2 separate regions of the Homo sapiens genome follow, and region 1 is linked to region 2. Evidence: read pairs that join two places in POLR2A ChIA-PET (ENCODE). Cell type or tissue: Panc1. All regions are shown on one strand. Links, peaks and the distances in the headings refer to the core of each region. The heading gives the core; the rest is flanking DNA.

Region 1 (2,828 bases), core at 1-2,500, 1.6 Mb after region 2:
ACACCCCGGCAGTGCTGGCTGTCTGGGTCCCACTCATAGCCATCTGTGCATTCCTGGAAGGGAACCAGAAGTGGCCAGTGGTCACCCTAAGATCTCCTCCAACTGGCCAGGCCAAGACTAGGGCCTGAGCCTGGCCACCCTCCGGCCTGCTCCAAACAATGGCCCCCAGCTCTCCACCAGCCAGGGGAGGAAGACTTCCCCGGCAGCAGTCACCCTGGGTCCCGGTCTCTTCCTCCCTACCCTTCCTGTCCCAGGCCAGCGGCCCTCACTGTCCCCACCGTGTAGCTGTCGGGCTCTTCAGAATCCTGAGGAGAAGCTGATCCCAAGAGCAACAGTAGCAGCGCCCAGAGCAGTAGAGACCCGGGTAGGCAGGAGGCGCAGGGGAGCATCCTGGGGCTGCGAGATGGTGGACACGGGTCAGGGGCCTCTGCCCGCGGCACCTCAACTCCCTGTACCGGGAGCCCGAGCCCAGCCCCCGCCACTGCCCGCTCAGGACCGTGCTTGGGCCTCGGGGCCTCCCAGGGCTGGGGGCCGACTCCTCACAGGCCCAGGTCCCAGGCCCGGGTCCCAGGCCCACCCGCCCCGGCCACCCCGCCCCCGCCCCGCGCCCCTGCGGCGAAGGCCGAGGAGCGCGGGCCTCTGTGGGCGCTACGCTGCCGCGGACTCGGCCGAGACTCCGGCCCACGCCCTCCCCCACGGACGGTCACAGCCACTCACTTGGGCCCGCGACACCCCCGCGGCCCGCGGCTCTGGCGGCTCGGCTGGCTCGGGCAATGCCTGCGGGCAGACGGACGGGCGGACGGCACAGCTCCCTGGACGCGCGGCCCCAGGAAGCGCCCCCCGCCCGCCCGCCTGCCGCGGCGCGGCCCACCCCGGCGCCTCCGCCCGCCCTTCGGCGGATTCCTGAGCCAGCGCCAGGGGGAGGGACCCCGACCCCCCGCTTCTCCGCCCCCGGCCAGCCACAGGCCCCTACCCGGTCCCCCGCGGCGCCGCCAGGAGCCGCCTCCCGGCGCCGGACCAGGGTCCCCCAGTGCTCGATCCTGGGGCCCCGACCTTGATGCCAGGCCCCCAGACTCACCCGGGGGCCCCCAGACGCTCACCAAAAATGTCATCCTGCTCACCTAGGTCCTACCTAATCTGCGCCCCCAGAATTTCATCCTGTGCACCCACACCGTAATCCTGGAGCCCCCAGATTCTCATTGTGCGCCTCCCGAGATCGTCCTGGGTACCTAGAGCCCACCTAACCCAGTCCTCCAGACCCTCAATCTGCTCCCTGCAAAATTTTATTCTCTGCCCCAGACCGTCATTGTAAAAGATCCTAAAACTTCATCCAGGGTCCCCAGACCCTCGCCCAGGAACGAGAGGCTCCCAGGAGCAGAACTGTCCTTCTCGCTCCCTCCTGCCCTCCACCCCCAGGACCGTCTTCAGCCGGGTGGTCCTTTCACTACACACGGCCTCCCCCACACCCTCCATCCACAAAGCTACAAGTTTGGGGGCGAGGGCGGCAGTTCCCTTTTGGCACAAAATGAATGGAAGCCCCTGAGAAGGAGGGCAGGGCTGATGTCGGACGTGCGGGATGCCAGAGTCGGGTGCCAAGGCGCCTCCTCGACCTCCTCGCACCAGCGTCCCCCGCCCGGTTTCCGCCTCCGCCCGAAGTGGGGGCGTGTCCTTGGGGCGGAGTATGGGCGGGGCTGGCTCCCAGGAAGGGCGTGGCCTCTGTTTGCCCACGTCTTTGGGCGGGGCCAGGCGGGAAAGCACTGCGTGTCCGGGGATCCCCCGCCTGGGGCCCGCCCTTCCTTTCCCCTTGCCATCCCTGCTTATCCCCGCAGTCGCCCTCCACGTGACCCCGGGGAGGGAGTCTGCCGAGGAGGGGACGTGCTGGTGGGTCCCGCGGCGAGCGCCTGGGGCTCAGGTGAACTGCGCAGTGCCCGCTCCTCGCCACTCTGCCACCACCATCCCTCCCAGCTGCTGGGGCAGAAGGTTAAATAATAGCTCTTTAGGGGCCGGACGCGGTGGCTCAAGCCTGTAATCCCAGCACTTTGAGAGGCCGAGGCAGGTGGATCACCTGAGGTCAGGAGTTCGAGACCAGTCTGGACAACATGGTGAAACCCCGTCTCTACTAAAAATATAAAAATTAGCCAGGCGTGGTGGCGCGTGCCTGTAGTCGCAGCTACTCAGGAGCCTGAGGCAGGAGAATCACCTGAACTCGGGAGGTGGAGGTTGCAGAGAGCCCAGATCACACTGCTGCACTCCATGGGTGACAGAGGGAGACTCCATCTTAAAATAATAATAATAATAATAGGCCCGACGCGGTGGCTCACGCCTGTAACCCCAACACTTTGGGAGGCCAAGGTGGGCAGATCACAAGGTCAGGAGTTCAAGACCAGCCTGGCCAACATGGTGAAACCCTGTCTTTACAAAAACACAAAGAAATTAGCTGGTGTAGTGGCACGTGCCTCTAATCCCAGCTACTCGGGAGTCTGAGGCAGAATAATCTCTTAAACCCGGGAGGCAGTTGTTGCAATGAGCCGAGATTGTGCCATTGCACTCCAGCCTGGGCGACAGAGCGAGACTCCATCTCAAAAATAGTAATAATAATAATAGCTCTTTAAAACGAGAAAGACAGTAACAAGTGTTGGCAAAGATACGGAGAAACTGGAGCCCTCATGCACTGTTGGTGGACAATGGTCTGGCAGTTCCTCAAAATGTTATCACATGACCTGACAATTTCACTCCTAGGTATACATACCTAGGATAATTGAAAAGATATGTACACACACACAAATCTGTACGCAGCGTTTATAGCTGCACTATATATAAGAGCCAAA
Region 2 (2,899 bases), core at 113-2,612:
GAACCCGGGAGGCAGAGGTTGCAGTGAGCTGAGATCATGCCACAGCACTCTAGTCTGGGCAACAGAATGAGACACTCTCATCTCAAAAAAAAAAAAAAAAGGACTTACAGGCATGTCTGCTCTTAAAAGTCACTAATTTTTTTCTCACTCAGGAAAGCTTATCAGAATTTGGGGGAATGAGCAAGATGCTGACATTAAGCATTGCCTGGGAAGGGCCTATTATTTCCGTTATTTCTGCTTTTATGTAACCATTGGTTACTTTGGGGGCTATAACACGTATAATTAAAAAAAAAAAAAAAAAGGCCAAGTGTGGTGGCTCACACCTGTAATCTCAGCACTTTCGGAGGCTAAGATGGGAGGATCACAAGGTCAGGAGTTCGAGACCAGCCTGGCCAACATGGTGAAACCCTGTCTGTACTAGAAATACAAAAATTAGCCAGGTGTCGTGGTGGGTGCCTGTAGTCCCAGCTACTCAGGAGGCTGAGGCAGGAGAATTGCTGGAACCCAGGAGGCAGAGGTTGGAGTTAGCCAAGATCGTGCCACTGCACTCCCAGCCTGGGTGACAGAGTGAGAGTTCGTATCAAAAAAAAAAAAAAAAAAAAAATCTTGAGTGCTTACCTTGTGCTAGGCACTGTATTCTTTTATGATCTCAGTTAGTCCCCACAGCAACCCTATAAGGTGTCAGTACTGTTATAACTGAAACTAAGAGAGGCATTTGAAACTTTGTTGAAGTCTCACAACTAGGAAATGGCAGAACCAAGATTTGAACTTGGGTCAGTATAGGTCCAGAGCTGAGCTCTTCAATGTTAGACTGCTTCCTCTGCTTATTACTAATAACACCGAACTTTGGACAGACGCTGAATGACTGATTGTGACATTCCAGCACGTTTTTTTTTTTTTTTTTGAGACAGTCTCGTGTGGTCGCCCAGGCTGGAGTGCAGTGGCACGATCTCGGCTCACTGCAAGCTCCGCCTCCCGGGTTCACACCATTCTCCTGCCTCAGCCTCCTGAGTAGCTGGGACTACAGGTGCCCGCCACCACGCCTGGCTAATTTTTTGTACTTTTAGTAGAGACGGGGTTTCAGCGTGTTAGCCAAGATGGTCTTGATTTCCTGACCTCGAGATCCACCTGCCTTGGACTCCCAAAGTGCTGGGATTACAGGCGTGAGCCACTGCTCCTGGCCAGGTTTTTTTTTTTTTTTTTTTTTTTTTTGAGATGGAGTTTTGCTCTTGTTGTCCAGGCTGGAGTGCAACGGCCTGCAGTCGTGGTTCACTGCAACCTCTGCCTCCCGGGTTCAAGCCATTCACCTGCCTCAGCCTCCCAAGTAGCTGGGATTACAGGCGCCTGCCACCATGCCCGGCTAATTTTTGTGTTTTTAGTAGGGATGGGGTTTCACCATGTTGGCCAGGCTGGCCTCAAACTCCTGACCTCAGGCGATCTGCCCTCCTCGGGCTTCCAAAGTGCTGGGATTATAGGTGTGAGCCACTGCACCCCGCCAATCCAGCAAGTTTTAACTTGGCCAAAATCCACCAATCTTAAACTTTGTGCACCCTTCCCACTCTGAAGAACAGTGAGCCAGCCGGCCAGGGTGCGGGTATCTCCTACCTACCCTGGGGCCCCTCACTGTATGTTGACTATTGACAAATATTTATTGTGTGCTGGCTGTGAATAGGACTTGTATATTGAGCACTTAGGTGTCATGAACCATGCTGGATGTTTTGACCATATTATCCCCTTTAATTCTCACGACCCAACTCTGTGGGGCACTTTTACAGCTGGGAAACTGAGGGTTCAAGGGGTTAGGTATGGGACTTGCCCAAGGTCATAAAGGTATGTGGTAGCCAGAGTCCCTGTTCGGCACAGACCTGTTCTTTGCTGTCCTGGCCAGTGTTCCAGGCCTTGGGGACATAGCTGGGGCTGAAGCAGGGCTGTTTCTGCCCTCAGGCAGTTTACATCCTGGCAGAGGGGAGAGCTGGGCAACAGTGAGTTGCACAGACTTGTCTTATTACCGCTGTGGTATGTGCAGGAAGGGGAGGTGCTGGTTCTGAGGCTCCAGAGGGCTTGTCTTTTTTTTTTTTTTTTTGAGACGGAGTCTCGCTTTGTTGCCCAGGCTAGAGTCCAGTGGCGCGATCTCGGCTCAGTGCAAGCTCCGCCTCCCGGGTTCAAGCGATTCTCCTGCCTCAGCCTCCCCAATAGCTGGGATTACAGGCGCATGGCACCACGCACGGCTAATTTTGGTATTTTTAGTAGAGACTGGGTTTCACCATGTTAGCCAGGATGGTCTCGATCTCCTGACCTCGTGATCCACCCGCCTCGGCCTCCCAAAGTGCTGGGATTACGCTCCCGGCCTCTTTTTTTTTTTAGACAGAGTCTCACTCTGTTGCCAGGCTATAGTACAGTGGCACGATCTCAGCTTACTGCAACCTCCGCCTCCCAGGTTCAAGCGATTGTTCTCCCTCAGCCTCCCGAGTAGCTGGGACTACAGGCACACGCCCAGCTAATTTTTGTATTTTTAGTAGAGACAGGGTTTCACCGTGTTGGTCAGGCTGGTCTCAAACTCCTCACCTCGTGATCTGCCTGCCTCGGCCTCCCAAAGTGCTGGGATTATAGGCGTGAGCCACTGCGCCTGGCCTTTTTTTTTTTTTGGTACAGAGTTTCGCTCTGGTTGCCCAGGCTGGAGTGCAATGGCACGATCTTGGCTCACTGCAGCCTCTGCCTCCCGGGTTCAAGCGATTCTCCTGCCTCAGCCTCCGGAGCAGCTGGGATTACAGACATGCACCACCATGTCCGGCTAATTTTTTTTTTTCGAGATGGAGTCTCACTGTGTCACCCAGGCTGGAGTGCAGTGGCACAATCTCGGCTCACTGCAACCTCTGCCTCCCGGGTTCAAGCGATTCTC

The links. Peaks named below come from ENCODE experiments on the same cell type or tissue, not always from the same donor. Only the 100,000 strongest peaks of a DNase experiment are listed, where the experiment ranks them.
Region 1: POLR2A ChIA-PET joins it to region 2 with 11 read pairs; 2 of 35 experiments call an interaction of 5 or more read pairs at or near these places.

What each region holds. Positions count from the first base shown.
Region 1 is chr11:65,871,966-65,874,793 of GRCh38, forward strand. EFEMP2 (EGF containing fibulin extracellular matrix protein 2) reads right to left here and starts at 835. Exons shown (of 11, transcript NM_016938.5): 1 at 718-835; 2 at 279-396; 3 at 5-53. The coding sequence starts at 389. RefSeq lists a silencer at 1,838-1,897. In Panc1, for the core only: no CTCF peak of the experiment used is centred there; no DNase peak of the experiment used is centred there; H3K4me3 peaks cover 1,681 bases; H3K27ac peaks cover 1,502 bases.
Region 2 is chr11:64,309,351-64,312,249 of GRCh38, forward strand. All of the region lies in intron 2 of ESRRA (estrogen related receptor alpha), which reads left to right. Among named protein-coding and RNA genes, the nearest start is that of ESRRA, 5.3 kb to the left of the region's middle. In Panc1, for the core only: no CTCF peak of the experiment used is centred there; no DNase peak of the experiment used is centred there.